Linked DNA regions of Mus musculus: region 1 is linked to region 2. Evidence: chromatin loops called from intact Hi-C (ENCODE). Cell type or tissue: left cerebral cortex. All regions are shown on one strand. Links, peaks and the distances in the headings refer to the core of each region. The heading gives the core; the rest is flanking DNA.

Evidence for each region. A loop is a pair of places that touch in the nucleus more often than their neighbours do. Peaks named below come from ENCODE experiments on the same cell type or tissue, not always from the same donor. Only the 100,000 strongest peaks of a DNase experiment are listed, where the experiment ranks them.
Region 1: a loop joins it to region 2, with 5 times the contacts of the local background. A loop is called at or near these places in 4 of 42 quality-filtered maps.

What each region holds. Positions count from the first base shown.
Region 1 is chr2:90,867,385-90,875,012 of GRCm38, reverse strand. No RefSeq gene overlaps it. Among named protein-coding and RNA genes, the nearest start is that of C1qtnf4, 15 kb to the left of the region's middle. In left cerebral cortex, for the core only: a CTCF peak has its summit at 3,428; DNase peaks (open chromatin) are centred at 3,358, 3,595, 3,974 and 4,506; H3K27ac peaks cover 3,640 bases.
Region 2 is chr2:90,959,290-90,966,917 of GRCm38, reverse strand. The region is part of intron 1 of Celf1 (CUGBP, Elav-like family member 1); the gene reads right to left. Among named protein-coding and RNA genes, the nearest start is that of Celf1, 23 kb to the right of the region's middle. In left cerebral cortex, for the core only: a CTCF peak has its summit at 3,436 (motif pointing left); DNase peaks (open chromatin) are centred at 1,881 and 3,473; H3K4me3 peaks cover 845 bases; H3K27ac peaks cover 4,424 bases.

The sequences.
Region 1 (7,628 bases), core at 875-5,874, 91 kb after region 2:
CTGGACATGATGGCTCACACTTGTAATTCCAGCATTTAAGAGGCCAAGACAGAAGAATCCTGAGTTCAAGGCCATCATGGGCTGTGTAATGAGACTCTGTCAACAAACAAAATAAAATAAATTAAGTTACTTTTCTTTTCTTTCTTTTTCTTTTCTTTCTTTCTTTTTTGTTTTTTGTTTTGTTTTGTTTGTTTGCCTTTTAGCTTTGGTTTTTTTCAAGACAGAATTTCTCTATGTAGTCCTGGCTGTTCTGGAACTTTCTCTGTAGACTAGGCTGGCCATGAACTCAAGAGACTCAACTTCTGCCTCCCAGGTGCTAGGATTAAAGGTGTGCCCACACTGACCAGTTTACATCAAGTTATTTTTCAAAACAAAAAGTATTTTTTTAGAGTAGAACTAGAGAGATGGCTCAGAGATGAGGAACACTGGTTGCTTCTGCAGAGGACTTGAGTTTGGTTTCCAACCCAACATGGCAGCTCATACCCTCTGTACTTCCACTTTCAGGGGATCAAACTCCCTTATCAGGTCTCTTGGTCAGTTGCATGCAAGTTGTACACAGACACACATGTAGGCAAAACACCCATACACATATAAAACAAATGAAATTTAACTTGTTTCCTAATATTTTTTTTCAGAGTGAGAAAAGACCTTTAAGTATGATGAAAATCCCAACATTATTTCAAGAACTGATGGGTACATTTTACTGTTGTTTAAAAGAGGAGGATTGGGTGCAGTGGCACTGCCTGTAGCTCTAGTACTTGGCAGGCACATGCCTTGGCAGCTACATGCCTGTAGCTCTAGTACTTGGCAGGCACAGGTAGAAAGATCATGAGCTCAGGTCTAGTCTGGTGTACATGGCAAGCTCCAGGCCTGAGATAGGAAATAAGACCATCTTCAAAATAAACAAGCATGGTCCCCAAAACACACGCACACACACACACACACACACACAAAACAAACAAACAAACAAACAAACAAACAAAAAAAAAAAAAAACAAGGGCTGCTGAGAAGGCTCAGTGGTTAAGAGCACTGGTTGCTCTTTCAGAGGCCCCTGGTTTAATTCTCAGCACACACAGTGTTGTTCACAACCTGCTGTAGCTCCAGTACCAAGGGACCTAATGTTCTCTTATGGCCTGTAGGAATACAAGACACTCAGGTTGTGAGTGGACACACATGCAAGCAAAATACCTATACACATACAAAAAATTTAACAGGTGTAGTAGGTAAAGGTCTTTGCTGCCAAACCTGACAGTCTGAGTTTGACCCCCAGGACCTGATGGAAGGAGGGAACTGACTCCTGCAGGTTTTTCTTCATCCTCACACTTGGGCTGTGGCAGAAATACAGTTACAGAAGGAGTGAATAGAGGAATGTAATTTTACAAATAGAAATGCAGGTCTTTCCATTCCTTTCTTAGTCACTGTTCTGTTGCTGTGAAGAAACACCATGACCAAAGCAACTCTTAGGAAAGAACATTTAATTGAAGATTTGCTTACACTTTTAGAAGGGAAGTCCACCATCATCACGGGGAGGGCGTGGTGGCCTCATGCACAACACTGGGACAGAAGCTGAGAACTGCATCCAGATCCGAAGGTCCAAAGGCAGAGACGTAGACAGAGAGAGAGAGACAGAGAGACAGAGAGACAGAGAGAGACAGAGACAGAGAGAGAGAGATTGAGAGAGAGACAGAGAGACAGAGAGGAGACACAGAGAGACACAGAGACAGAGACACAGAGAGAGACAGAGAGACACACATGGAAAGACAGAGACAGACAGAGACAGACAGAGACTCTGGGTTTGGTATAGGCTTTTGAAATGTCAAAGTACACTCCCAGGGATGCCCCCCCAAAACAAAACAAAACAAAACAAAAAAAAAACAAAACAAAAAACCACAACAAACCTTACCTGGGTGGTGGTAGCATACACCTTTAATCTGAGCACACAGGAGACAGAGACAGGGGAGTGTGAGGCCAGCCTATTTTACAGAGTGAGTTCTAGAACATCGAAGACTACAAAGAGAAACATTGCCTTGAAAAACAAAAAACTGGAGAGATGGCTCATCAGTTAAGAGCACTGGCTGCTCTTCCAGGAGTCCTGAGTTTAATTCCCAGCAACCACATGGTGGCTCACAACCATCTGTATTGGGATCTGATGCCGTCATCTGGTGTGTCTGAAGACACTGACAGTGTACTCATATACATAAAATAACTAAATAAATCTTAAAAAAAAAAAGAAAGAAAAATCAAACAAGCAAAAGCCCACCCCCAGTGACATACTTCCTACAACAAAGCCACATCTCTTAATCCTTCCAATCCTTTCAAATAGTGCTACCCCTGGGGACTAATCATTCAAATATGTGAGCCTATGGGGCTCATTCTTATTCAGACCACAATAACCTTCGTTCTTAACGTTCTACTGGGTTAAGTGATTTTAAAAGCTTGACTCTGACACCCAAATATGAGATTTCTCTCCCAGAGTGGTATTGCGTGTAAATACGATAGAGGCAGCACCACTGATGACCTACTAATCTCTCCAAACAGAGGTTTCTCCCCGGATAAGCACAGGTGGGTTAACCTACCGGGGTGAAGGGCAGAAGGGGTTAAATAGGCAAAGGCCACAGACTGGGTCATCTCTGAGCTCCTTGCTCTCCCAGGAATGAGCCAGGTGTGGGGGGTGTCTAGCTAGAAACAGGGAACTATTTAAGGATAGCATTTACCATTGGTATTATCATTTTCATCATCTTTATTCTTTGTGAAAACACCAAATCATTTCTTTAGGTTTCCAAACTCAGAACCTAGCTAGTGTCATATATAATACTACAATAAATTTGGGGGTGGGAGGACACAGTAAAGACATACCCACCAGGTGTTTTCAGAGTCAGCTTTACATATTTCTCTAATGTTTGGGCTTTCTCTGCCACACCACTGTGACCCTTTCCTGGGACTTATCTCAAGGGCTCCTCAGCACCCTGGTTTTGCAGCTCATTTGGAATGACTAGGTACCTTAGCTTTCTCTCATTATTTCTTCCTGTGCAGGGTTTCATTGCCTTCTCTAAACCATGCCTTTCCTCTGCTTGGCTTAGCAATGTTTCCCCAGGGACAATGAGGAACAGCTAGGCTGAGTACCCGGCCTTCCCTGACAACTGCCAGTTTATTCCCAAGAGGAGCCCAGTCCTCGGCTCACTCGCCTGACACTGAAAATAAGTCAGGGATATGTTTGTCCTTTTGAGAGCCCTGATTTCCAAGGACTCACCTTTCCTTCCAGCTCTTATGCCTTTTAAATAGTGTTAGTTACACCCTCTGTGATGCTAGGCTGGCGTCTTTGGTTCTGTCCTCCTTTCTCCCACTGAGAGACTTTCTGCAAATGGCATGTCCTCATTTCTTCTTTAGACCTTCCTATACTATTTGTACCACATTGCCATCTAGTTTCTAAATTCGAGATAACTTTTCTCTGACTTCCTTAACTCATTTAAGCATCGATTCAGTCTCTCCCCACCATGCCCTTTCCTCTTAAGTTAGCTCCCCCTCTTTCTGATTTTTGAGACAAAGTCTCACACCATAGCCTAGGCTGGCCTCAATCTTAAGGCAATAGTTCTGCCTCTGCCTGCCAAGTGCTGAAATTATAGGTGCCAAGTCTGGCTGTGGTTCCTGGCTTACTGACTGACAGCACCAGGTGTCCCTTTTCATGATCAGAAGGAAGTTTAGGAGAGAAGCTTCAGGCAGCCAGAGGGGGGCTGCAGCGATTGCCATTGGTTCCCCTAATTTGTCTCTGGATCATGGGAATCGCATATCAAATATCCAGTATAGCAGATATTTACATTACTATTCACATCAGTAGCACAATTACAGTTATGAAGCAGCAATGAAAATAATTTTATGATTGGGGGTCACCACACATGAGGAACTGTATTAAAGGGTCACAGCATCAGGAAGGTTGAGAACCACTGGTTTAGCTGGGGGAGATTATAGTGGCTGCAGCACTAGCTGTGTCTCCAGTCCACTGCTATATAGCCACTGGAATGTGGCTAGGTGGTCCAAGATATCCTTCCAAAGGGATTTGGCTTCCATGTCTCACTCTGTGTCTGGTTCCTCCCACATTATCATCAGTTACACCCAGATGTGAATTCTACCTCTCTGGTGCTTACTAACAAATTTACATCGTTTTTTGTAATTGTTTTCTCATTTGGAAACTGGGGATATTACCTGGATTGTGGGGCCACTGCTAACACATGTGTGTACCTGGACTCCACTTAGCTCAGGGGTTCTCATGGGTCTTACATTCTTGGTGAACTGTCCCCACCCTTAGCTTTATTCTGTAGCTGAATTTTTATTGTTTTGTTTTGTTTTTTCCTTTGTGGCTCTGACCAAGGGGAGGACAGAAATGTAGATGATTTGGGGAAAGTTAGGCAATGAGGGGGTGGACAGGAATTTCAAAGAGGCGAGGAGGAATTAGGCTGTTTAAAACATCTGTGACTGCAGAACTCTACACCCACTTTCCATTTATAAATAGCCCTGTCTCTCAGCCCAGCTCCTCCTGCACAAAGGCTGCATGGAAGATAACACAGATAGCAGCTGCTGGCGGACAAACATAGAGCAGAGGCTGCGGACCTGTGCCTGTGGGGCTTGGGCTCAGGCTGCAGGATGAAAAGAAGGCAGGGAGAAGTCTTGAGAGCTGTGGGTCAGAAAAAGATACCACCCATGGCCCTTAGGGTAGATAAAACTGCAAGAGACTCCTGTGCCCTAGCCACAACAGAGCTAGCCTGAGGCTTATCTACCTTCTGTCCTCCCTCGGTGGACAGAAAAGATAGGAGACACACCTCTGAGGCAGCACTCCTGAGAACCTAGGGTGATTTTTCTGAAGAGAGGCAGGGCAGAGAGGACTCCAGGGTTTCTGCCTTAGGAAACAGGGTGTTGATAACATGTCTTAGAAACTTGGAGAGCAGAAATACTGCTACAGGCTTGGGAACAGAGGCTACTATGTAACTCAGTGTGGGATTCTGTGAGACACTCAGGCAGGTCTGTGCGGAGACAGCTGGACACATATCCAACAAGTGTCTGCTGAATAGTAGAATGTGCTGGTCTCTGCTCCAGGTGTTCCTTCAATGGCCTTGAAGAAAGGGTAGGACAGCCAGAGAAGCAGTCCCGCTGCTCTTCAACTCCTTTATGAATTTTATTGACTTTGCTGTTATCTGTAAAATATCCCCTATCCTAGCAGTAATAGCTACAACGCACCAAATGCTAACTGGACCCATATACTTGATTTAATACTCCAGTAAGCATTATTTCTTATTTTAGAGATGAGAAGGTTGAATTCAAGAGGATTAAAGCTTTAACTTATAGTTCAATTGTAGAATGTTTGCCTTGTATGCACAAACCCTGGATTCAGTTAACAGCTCCATAAAATCAAAACCAAGAGCCGGGTGTGGTGGCGCACGCCTTTAATCCCAGCACTCAGAAGGCAGAGGCAGGCGGATTTCTGAGTTCAAGGCCAGCCTGGTCTACAAATTGAGTTCCAGGACAGCCAGGGCTATACAGAGAAACCCTGTCTCAAAAAACTCCCCCCCAAAAAACAAACAACCCCCCCAAAACAAAACCAAACCCCAAACCAACCGAGCAAGAACCACAAGTAACTGATCTAAAACCCCACAGCTGGTGACAGAGCTAGAGACTGCTCCCATTCCACCATCCTGTCTCTGGTTTTAAAAAACAACTCGGTCAGAGAGATGGCTCAGTGGGTACAGGCACTTGCTGCCAAGCCTGGTGACTGGAGTTGAATCTCTGACATGTTCTTAAAGGAGAGAACTGACTCCTACAGGTCATCCTCTGGCTTCTATATGTATTCACAGCCTTAGCAGACCGTCTCCCCATTTCCAGCTGCATGAACACACAACTTAAATACTGAAGAAACCAATGTCACGCCTTCATTAAATGTTTAATGACTGCCCGGCTAGATATGAACTATCCATCCCTCTTGTGACTCCATGATGCTTGTACCACTCCGCCAGCAGTAAGCAGTGTTTCAGAGCTCAGGGAGAGCACATTTTACATATGGTTTCAACTAATCTAACATTCCTTCATTGTGCATGTACGGCGTATGGAGCACACGCCATGCCACACGTGGTCCCAAGACTGAACTCATGCTTGACATCAGATGTCTTTACCTGATGAGCCATCTTTATTCCCTACTAGACTTTTCATGATCTTATCATTTGTGCATCTCTCAGTGGACAGGAAACACCATGGAAGACAAGAATATTTACCACAGGACTTCTGTCCTCTGCTGTGCAGAGGGGTAGGCTGGTATTGAATTCCAGGGGCAAGTGAGCAGGACAATGCATGGCTGCTCCCATTCTCACCCCTCTCCTTTGTTTTTAGCCAAAAGACATTCTCATCAGTCCTTCTGCCACCAGGAAGGCAGGGTCCCAGACTGGATAGAGAATGTGCAATGCTGGGTCTTGTCCTTACCTAACCTTTGGCACTTCCTGCTCCTCGGAAGCAGATGCAGTACCTGACATTTGCCATGGAAACCTGGCTTTTCTAGGGAACTCTTTTGGCTGCCTTTCTGAGGTAGAGGTTGGTGCCACATAGTTTCAATTGGAGAGTTGGAGGCTTAGTGTCAGTTTGTACCCTCACGACCCTGCTCTTATATAACTGCTTTGTCTTGCTGTCCTCCAAGTCTGTCCTCTGCCCGGATTTCCCTGTAACTATCAGGATCTATTTGAAGATGTTCTTCAGGGTTGTGGCAAGTTTGTTCCAGAGCAGATGTTTTAATACAAATCGTACTTAAATGGTTGTAGACAAGTGATTTTGGACCCTGTCACTTCTGAGACATGGCCGTGAGACAGTGGTAGGCTAGGTTAGTGTGAGCAGACTTGTTTTTTTTAAGATTTATTTATTATTATATCTAAGTACACTGTAGCTGTCTTCAGACGCACCAGAAGAGGGCGTCAGATCTAATTATGGATGGTTGTGAGCCACCATGTGGTTGCTGGGATTTGAACTCAAGACCTTCGGAAGAGCAGTCGATGCTCTTAACCACTGAGCCATCTCTCCAGCCCGTGAGCAGACTTTTAACACACACATACAAACACACACACACACACACACACACACACACACACACACACACACACACACTACTAGGCCCTTAAGATTTCTCAAAACTCATGTAAGCACAACTAATGGAAGGTCAAGTTCTTATCTCCCCTAGAAATATAGTCTTTAAAAAAAGAAATAAAGAAATGGGCCAGGTGGCAAACACCACTAATTCCAACATTCTAGAGGCAGAGGGGGATGATGTCTTAAGTTTGAGGGCAGAGGCTCTGGACTGGAGTTAAGAGAGCTTTGAGCCACCTAGTCTGAGTGCTGGCAAAGGGAACTCAGGTCCCCTGCAACTGTGAGCCTTCTTAACTGTTGGTGTTGCCCCACCCAGCCCACTCCAGCTAGTTCTTCTAGAAAGCCCAATAGGGAGCTGAGCACTGTCAAACTATAATCCCAGCAAATGGAGGCTGAGGCCAGCATGGGCCACACAGAAAGACCCTGCCTCAGCTAAACTAAGCTAGGTCATTTTAAAACCAGCTGTGGCCAGGCTGATTCCAACCCTTGGGAATATCAGAAAGTCAAAGACAAC
Region 2 (7,628 bases), core at 1,502-6,501:
AATATTAATAATTTCTTTTTAATTTTATGAGTGTTTTGTCTACAAGTAAATATGTGCATCATGTATATGACTGGTGCTCATGGAAGTCAGAAGAGGTTATCAGATTCTCTGGAACTAGAGTTACTGGTAGTTGTGAGCTGCCATGTGGGTGGCTGGAATTTGAACCCAGATGATCTAGGAAAACAGCCAGTTCTCTGTATCACTGAGCTATTTCTCCAGCCTGCTATCTCTTCTTCCTTGAAATTTATTTATCCCTGTCATTATATCAAATAAGTTTGTGGAAGCTTTCAAAATGGATACACATAAATAAGGGCAGGAACTGGCCATAGTGGCACATGCCTTTAATTCCCAGGACCTGGGAGGCAGCAGCAGGCAGATCTGTAAGTTCAAGGTTAGCCCAGTCTATAGAGAAAGTTCCAGGACAGTCGGGACTAGAGAGAAATTTTGTCTCAAAAACAAAAACAAAATAACACCACCAACAAGAACAATAATAAAGGCAGGAAAATTATAAAAATTTTAAATAACCAAAAATAAAGAAAAATCTGTAACATAAATGTGCTAACCATGGTATCAGTTGTTGAGTCTGAGCTGTAAAAACAAGATGTGAGTTCCAGGACAGCCAGGATTTCTTATGTTGTTGTTACAACAACTAAGAGCTGTCACTGATTTTGATCTTTAACAAGAGCCCCTACCTAATAGTTCAGATATCAATGAGAAAACAGTAGAAATGTGATGAGCACAAAGACCTGCCAAGAAGACGATTAAGTCAATATGTTGTTATAGTCAATTCTTTTAGAGTGTTCTGAGGTATACAGGACCCAGAGTCTCAAAGACACAATACACATCAGCAAATAGCCACATAATTCTGCATCTATACCAACCCAGATGCAGATAGAAGTCACCTCAGTAAAGCTGTTTATCCAGCATCTGAAGTCTTCTCATCTCCAAATGAGCCATAGTTATAAACATGTACAGCAAACTGTCTTGTCCCCACTCAGCTGACAAGTTCTATTCCCAGCTCTACAGCCTGTGACTCACAGGGATGAGGTGGGGGAAGGAAGTAAAAGGAACCAGTAAAACAAAGAGCTTCTCTTTATTTAGATGGAGTGATCAAGACTGGAATTACCTGATTAAAACAATCTCAGAGCAAGCCAACAAAAGTCTCCTTTTAAAACAGTATCAACCTTAGCAGCTTGGAAAACGTCCTGAAAGCTATCGATCATTTCCCCTCTACTCCCTAAATAGGTATGATATCACAAGACATTACAAGGCCTGTCAGGCAAAACTGTGCAAAGTACTATGAATCCAGACAACAGCATAGATTGCTTGGAAACCAAAAATAGCCAGATATTCTCCACAGCTCTTCTCAGCAAAAGGCAAATTAATAGTCCTACTGTACCCACTCCAAAGATCTTGATGCACACAAAATCTCAGTTTTTTTATACTCAAAATTTACATGAACAGAAAATGTGTTGAGTCCCACTCTTCCGAGCTGATCTTTGAGATCACAAAGCACTTCTTCAGTGAGCCGTGTTTCTAAAGCAGCTCAGAAACCTCCTGACACTAAGTCCACCAGCCTGGCATCTGCTCAAGATAATATTAGCTGACTACAGATCTTTTCTCCACCCAGTCCCAAAATTCTCAATCTTCTATAATTTGTAACTGACAAACCTAAACAAATCAAACCAAAAAAGACAAGTAAGTCACCTCTTTTACTTGAAAACCTTAGTCCTCCACAGAAATGTACACAGACAGACAGATGGACGCACGTTAAGAACACAAACTTCAAGCCCTGGCTGAATCCTGAGCAGGTCTGAAGCAATGTGGGTGCACAGGATAACTGCACCGCCTAGCTAGTGGGCTGTTCCTGCTGTTGCTGTACAAATATAGAAAGCTGCAAAGTGGAGCAGCAGCTTCCGCAGAGCACCCTCTCTCTGCTCTGCACTCTGTGAGGGAGGAGCAGGGAACTAACTGAGCAGCTTTACCCATACATGGTTACTGAAAGGGGGCCATTAGTGAAAGGGCAATTATCTCTCACACATGCATTCTGTTCACACACACCATATAAAAACAGAGAAGCGCACAGGCTTAAAGGAAGGTTTGAGAGGTTCTATCTCAGTCAGGGAGTGCCCCAATAATTACAGTCGCTATTCTAAGATCCTTAGCCTCAGGAACTGAAAAGACTGAAAAAAATTTTTACTAGGTCAGATTCTTGCTAAAACAGCAACAGCTATGAGGCTCAATTTATCATTTAAATCGTGAAATATAATGAACAAAACAGGCTACCTCCCACATTTAAGTAACAATCTAACCTGCACTACTCTCTGGTCACCCTAACTCTCAAATTGTTGGGGATGGTCTGATATTTTTGTTCTGGTCCATACAGATTATTTAAATATACTTCTCAGGATGCTGGCTTATATAATCAAGCCCAGTATCTGTTTCCAAAATTGTTGTAGAAAGCAATTAAGATTCACTTCACTGTGAAATACAAGAATACTCAATTTCTGACTACAGTAAATTTTGTTGTTGTTGTTTTGTTTTGTTTTTTGAGACAGGGTTTCTCTGTGTAGCCCTGGCTGTCCTGGAACTCACTCTGCAGACCAGGCTGGCCTTGAACTCAGAAATCCGCCTGCCTCTGCCTCCCAGGTGCTGGGATTAAAGGCATGCGCCACCACTGCCAGGCAGTAAATTCTTTAAAGATAAGAAATGCAGCAGGTGGGCTGGTGAGATGGCTCAGTGGGTAAGAGCACCCGACTGCTCTTCCGAAGGTCTGAAGTTCAAATCCCAGCAACCACATGGTGGCTCACAACCATCCGTAACGAGATCTGATGCCCTCTTCTGGAGTGTCTGAAGACAGCTACAGTGTACTTACATATAATAAATAAATAAATAAAACAAAAAAAAAAAAAGGGTGATGTTGAAAAAGGCAAGATGATTTAAAAAAAAAAAAAAAAAAAAAAAAAAAAGAAATGCAGCAGGTAATTAAGCAGGTATTAAGAGTGTAGTGTTTTATATAGAAGACGATATAATACAAATTGAAACTATACCAACATTGAAGACCTCTAACACTTCCTGTGTAGCTCCAGGTAAGATCAATCAATATTCAAGATAGTAATGGCTGACAATATCTGACTAGAGCCAAAGCAGGGGGAATAATGTTACCCATATTAAAAGAAGAGAGCAGCTAGGCAGTGGTGGGGCACTCAGGCAGAGGCAGAGAGGCAGAGGCAGATGAATCTCTGTGAGTCTGAGTCCACCCTGGTCTACAGAGTGAATTCCAGGACAGCCAGGGCATCACAGAGAAATCTTGTCTCAAAACAAACCAACAAAAAAAAAAAAATTGTAGTGGCTAGAGTTGGCTCAGTGGTTAAGAGTACTGGCTGCTCTTCCAAATATCCTGAGTTCAATTCAAAGCAACCACATGGTGGCTCACAACCATCTGTAATGAGATCTGGTACCTTCTTCTGGCATGCAGGTGTACATGCTGATAGAGCACTCATACATAAAATAAATAAAATTTTAAAAAGAGAGAGGAGAGAGCAAAGGTAGACTTTTATTCCACGGAGCCTACCCACTTTCACTAAGTTCACCTACAGTGTCTTCAACATGGGGAAATGCAGATTTGGAATACACTGAAGTTCCTCTGTTGCTGGATTTGGTTTGGTTTTTTTTTTTTTTTTAGGGGGGGGGCGGCTGTAATGTCAACCTAAAATGTTTTATGCAGTTTTATGAGATTAATATCATATTACTTACAGTTCCTGCCTACTTTAGAGAAAAACATTCTAAGAAAAGAAAAATAAAACTGGGCATGTTGTAATCCTGGCACTCAGGAGTCCCTACACACACACACACACACACACACACACACACACACACACAGACAGTAATTCAGCATTCCCTCAAACATTTCTCACCTACCACATTCAGGAAAATATTCTTCCACTTCCAAGATTACTATTTAGTCTTTTGAATAAATTTCAAGCCACTATTTTAAACAAACAAAGCAAAAAACAAAATAAGAACTACTTGAGATAGAAGTAGGAGGGTCTGGAGTTCCACAGCTGTACCAAGTTAGGAGGCCAACCTGGAGTCACACAAGTAGGACTAGAAATACTGATGACATGACAGTCCTTGGTGAGGAACACCACTATATCATTCTGCCAGCAAAGGAACTGCTGAGCAAGAGTATTAGCTTCTCAACACAGCTAAATGTGTGATGAGGCTATCACAGAAATCCTAAGTAGTTTCTTCCATGCCTAACTTCTCCCTAACATTTACAAAGAAAATGTCAAATTAAGACAGAATAGCTCGCCAGGCGGTGGTGGTGCACGCCTTTAATCCCAGCACTTGGGAGGCAGAGGCAGGTGGACTTCTGAGTTTGAGGCCAGCCTGGTCTACACAGAGAGTTCCAGGACAGCCAGGGCTACACAGAGAAATCCTGTCTCAAAAAAAACCAAAAGAAAAAAAAAAAAAAGAATAGCTCAGCCAGGCAGCAGTGGTGGCGCATGCCTTTAATCCCAGCACTTGGGAGGCAGAGAGAGGTAGGCAGATCTCTGAGTTTGAGGCCAGCCTGGTCTACAGAGTGAGTTCCAGGACAGCCAGGGTTACACAGAGAAATCTGTCTTGAAAAAACAAACAAAAAACAAAAATAAACAAACAAAAAACAACCCATAATAGCTCAATATTTTTATTTGCAAATTAAGTTTTTAGAATTTTAAACTTTTCTTTTTCACTGATAATGAAACAACAGCAAACTTGAATTCCTAATCCCACTACATATTCTTCCAGTGCAAAGTCTTGCTACTTGACATACCCAAAACAAACAAAACCTGTAGCAGTTATTTAAAAGAACATTCATATACCATAGAACAGACATGCCAAATGCTCCAGTCACTGAGATCTCTTAATGATGTGTACCATCTTTTGTATTTAATCTTTAAGAATATGAATAGCAAGCTGGGCGTGGTCCCAGCCCCCCCACCCCCGGGGGGGGGGGGGGGGGGCGGGGCAGGCAGGCGGGTTTCTGAGTTCAAGGCCAGCCTGGTCTACAAAGTGACCTGTCTCGAAAAATCCCCCCCACCAAAAAAACCAAAAAAAAAACCCTGAACATCTTTGTTTTAACAGCTTTGGTTCATTATAGAAACTTATGGTGGATATGCTGTATTTTATGTAACGCAGCTTTAATCACTACATACTTTACTATGTGTAAGCAATTAAACAAAATTAAACACAAAAGTCCATAATTACATACAGCAAGGATAATTAAAATATAATCTCAAAATAAAAATGGCCATAAGCCTCCATAGCACACTGACTTTGCAAGTCAGTCTCCTCTCTGAACCTATTTCCTCAGTGACAAAAAGGTAAGGCCGTATCAGAGTTCTATGCTGAGGCCCACAGACTTATAACCAATAGATATTTCAAATTTTCCAAAAGCCCCAACATATTATGCACAAAATTACTTATATAACATACCAATGGGGGGAGGGATGTCAGGAGCTTGGGCAAGATGGGCAAAGCTACATTCCCAACAGACTGGTGATTTATAAAGGCAGGGCAGGTGCAAGCTTAAGGCCACCCCTGTCTATTCTACTCTTGCCTTGAAGGAAAAAAAGTAAAATGGGAATGGTAACCCATGCCTGTCTCTCAGAAGGCAAAAAGGATTGCTCTGAGTTAAAGGCTAACATAGGCTACTGTACAATAAAACTTTGTCTCAAGATAAATAAGTCACGTAAGACAATACAGGAGGAGGGAAGAGTTAAAACTAAAATCAAAGAAACTAATAAAAAAGCAAAAGAAAGGAATTATGAGTAAGGAAAGCAAGCTATGAATACAAAAAGTGTTCTATACCTCAATTAGTGAAAACTATTAGCTGTGCATTTACATACCTTATCTCAGCCCTTGAGAAGCAGAGGCAAGAAAATCAGGAGTTCAAAGCCAGCCTTGTCTAGACACTGAATTTGAGGTCAACCTGGGCTTTTTGAGAGCCTGTGGTTTTTTTTTTTTTTTGTTTTTGGGGTTTTTTTTGGGAGGGGGGTGTAGTTAAAACCAAAAACAAGGCCAGGCATAGTGTGGCACAGGCCTTTATTCCCACCACTAAGGAAGCAGAGACAGGTAGAGCTCTGTGAACTTGAGGCCAGCCTGGTCTGACAGCAAATTCCAGGACAGCCAGAGCTACATAATAGAGGAAAGAGATACTGTCAAAATCAAACCAAATCAAACCCAAAGCTGATTATGATGGCACATGCCTTCAATCTCAACATTCAGAAGGGAGAAGCAGATGGATCTCTATAAGAGGCCAGTTTGGTCTCACATAAATAAGTGAGTTCCAGGCCAACTAGAACCATATACTGAGAACCTGGGGGGTGAATGGATGGAGGTATAGATGGACATGGCACATAACGACACAGGAACAAACGGGATGGTAGATAGACCAGACACACACCATACCAGACAGACACATAGACATAAAGACAGACAGACAGACAGACAGACAGACACACACACACACACACACACACACACACACACACACACACACACAACCAGCCTTTGTCTAAAACAAAAGTGATTTAAGTCTTAATGTTTTTGGGTTCTCATAAGTCAGTATGCTGAACATACTGTATATAAAGCACATATCTGGAGGCTTAGCTAGTAAATTCAAAATGTGACATATGTGCGATGTGGGCGACATTATTCTGAGAACTTTAAAATCTTCTAACTTTCACTCTGTAGTCCCAAAGATGACATAATAGCCAACTATGCAGAAGGTGCAAGCTCAAGCAAGAGGTACAAAAAATATAAAAGACAGCACAGAAATAAAAGATAAGAAAAGTCACATTATCAGAAAAATAAATTTCAAATGTGGCTCTCTCCCACTGTGAATCAACCTATAAATGGAGGCTTCAAGGCTTCTTAGGAGGAGGTATCAAGATACCCTTTAGGATACTCTTCAGTGTGCTCCCAATCAAAAGAAGGCACAGGCAAAGACCAGGCACTATAGCAAATATGGCTGACTATATGGTAAAGAAAATGGTGTTTTCTTTCTAGAAGCTCATAGCGCATGGCTGTTTAGAATTCAAACACAGTATCAGCTGACCCTGGTAATAGAACACAAAAGTATACAGTAAATCCCCAGTACAGGAAAAGAAAGGGAAGAGAGATCGGCAGCTCCAGAGCTAGAGAGTAAGAATAACTGTGTGGGGTTAGGAGGATCAAGGTTTAAGAACAACTGGTGAGGACAGGAGAGATGGCCTGCAGTTAAGAGCACTGGCTGCTCTTTCAGAGGATCAGGGTTCAATTCCCAGTACTGACTAACAACCTCTGTGATCCCAATAAACTCCAATTCCAGGAGTCCAATGCCCTCTTCTGGCATCCACCGGTGCTGCACACACAGCACACAGACTTACATATAAACAAAACAAACATTCATATACATTAAATAAATAAATCTTAGAAAAGGAAGAGGAAGAAGTTAGAGGAGGAAAAAGGAAGAAAGAACAAACAGCTGGGGGTGAAGCCCAATAGGAGAGCACTTGCCTAGCATACATGAGGCCAAGGGTTCAATCCCCAGTACCTCCTACCACCACTGGAGAACTACTTGGACTACAAAGATAGAGCTAAGA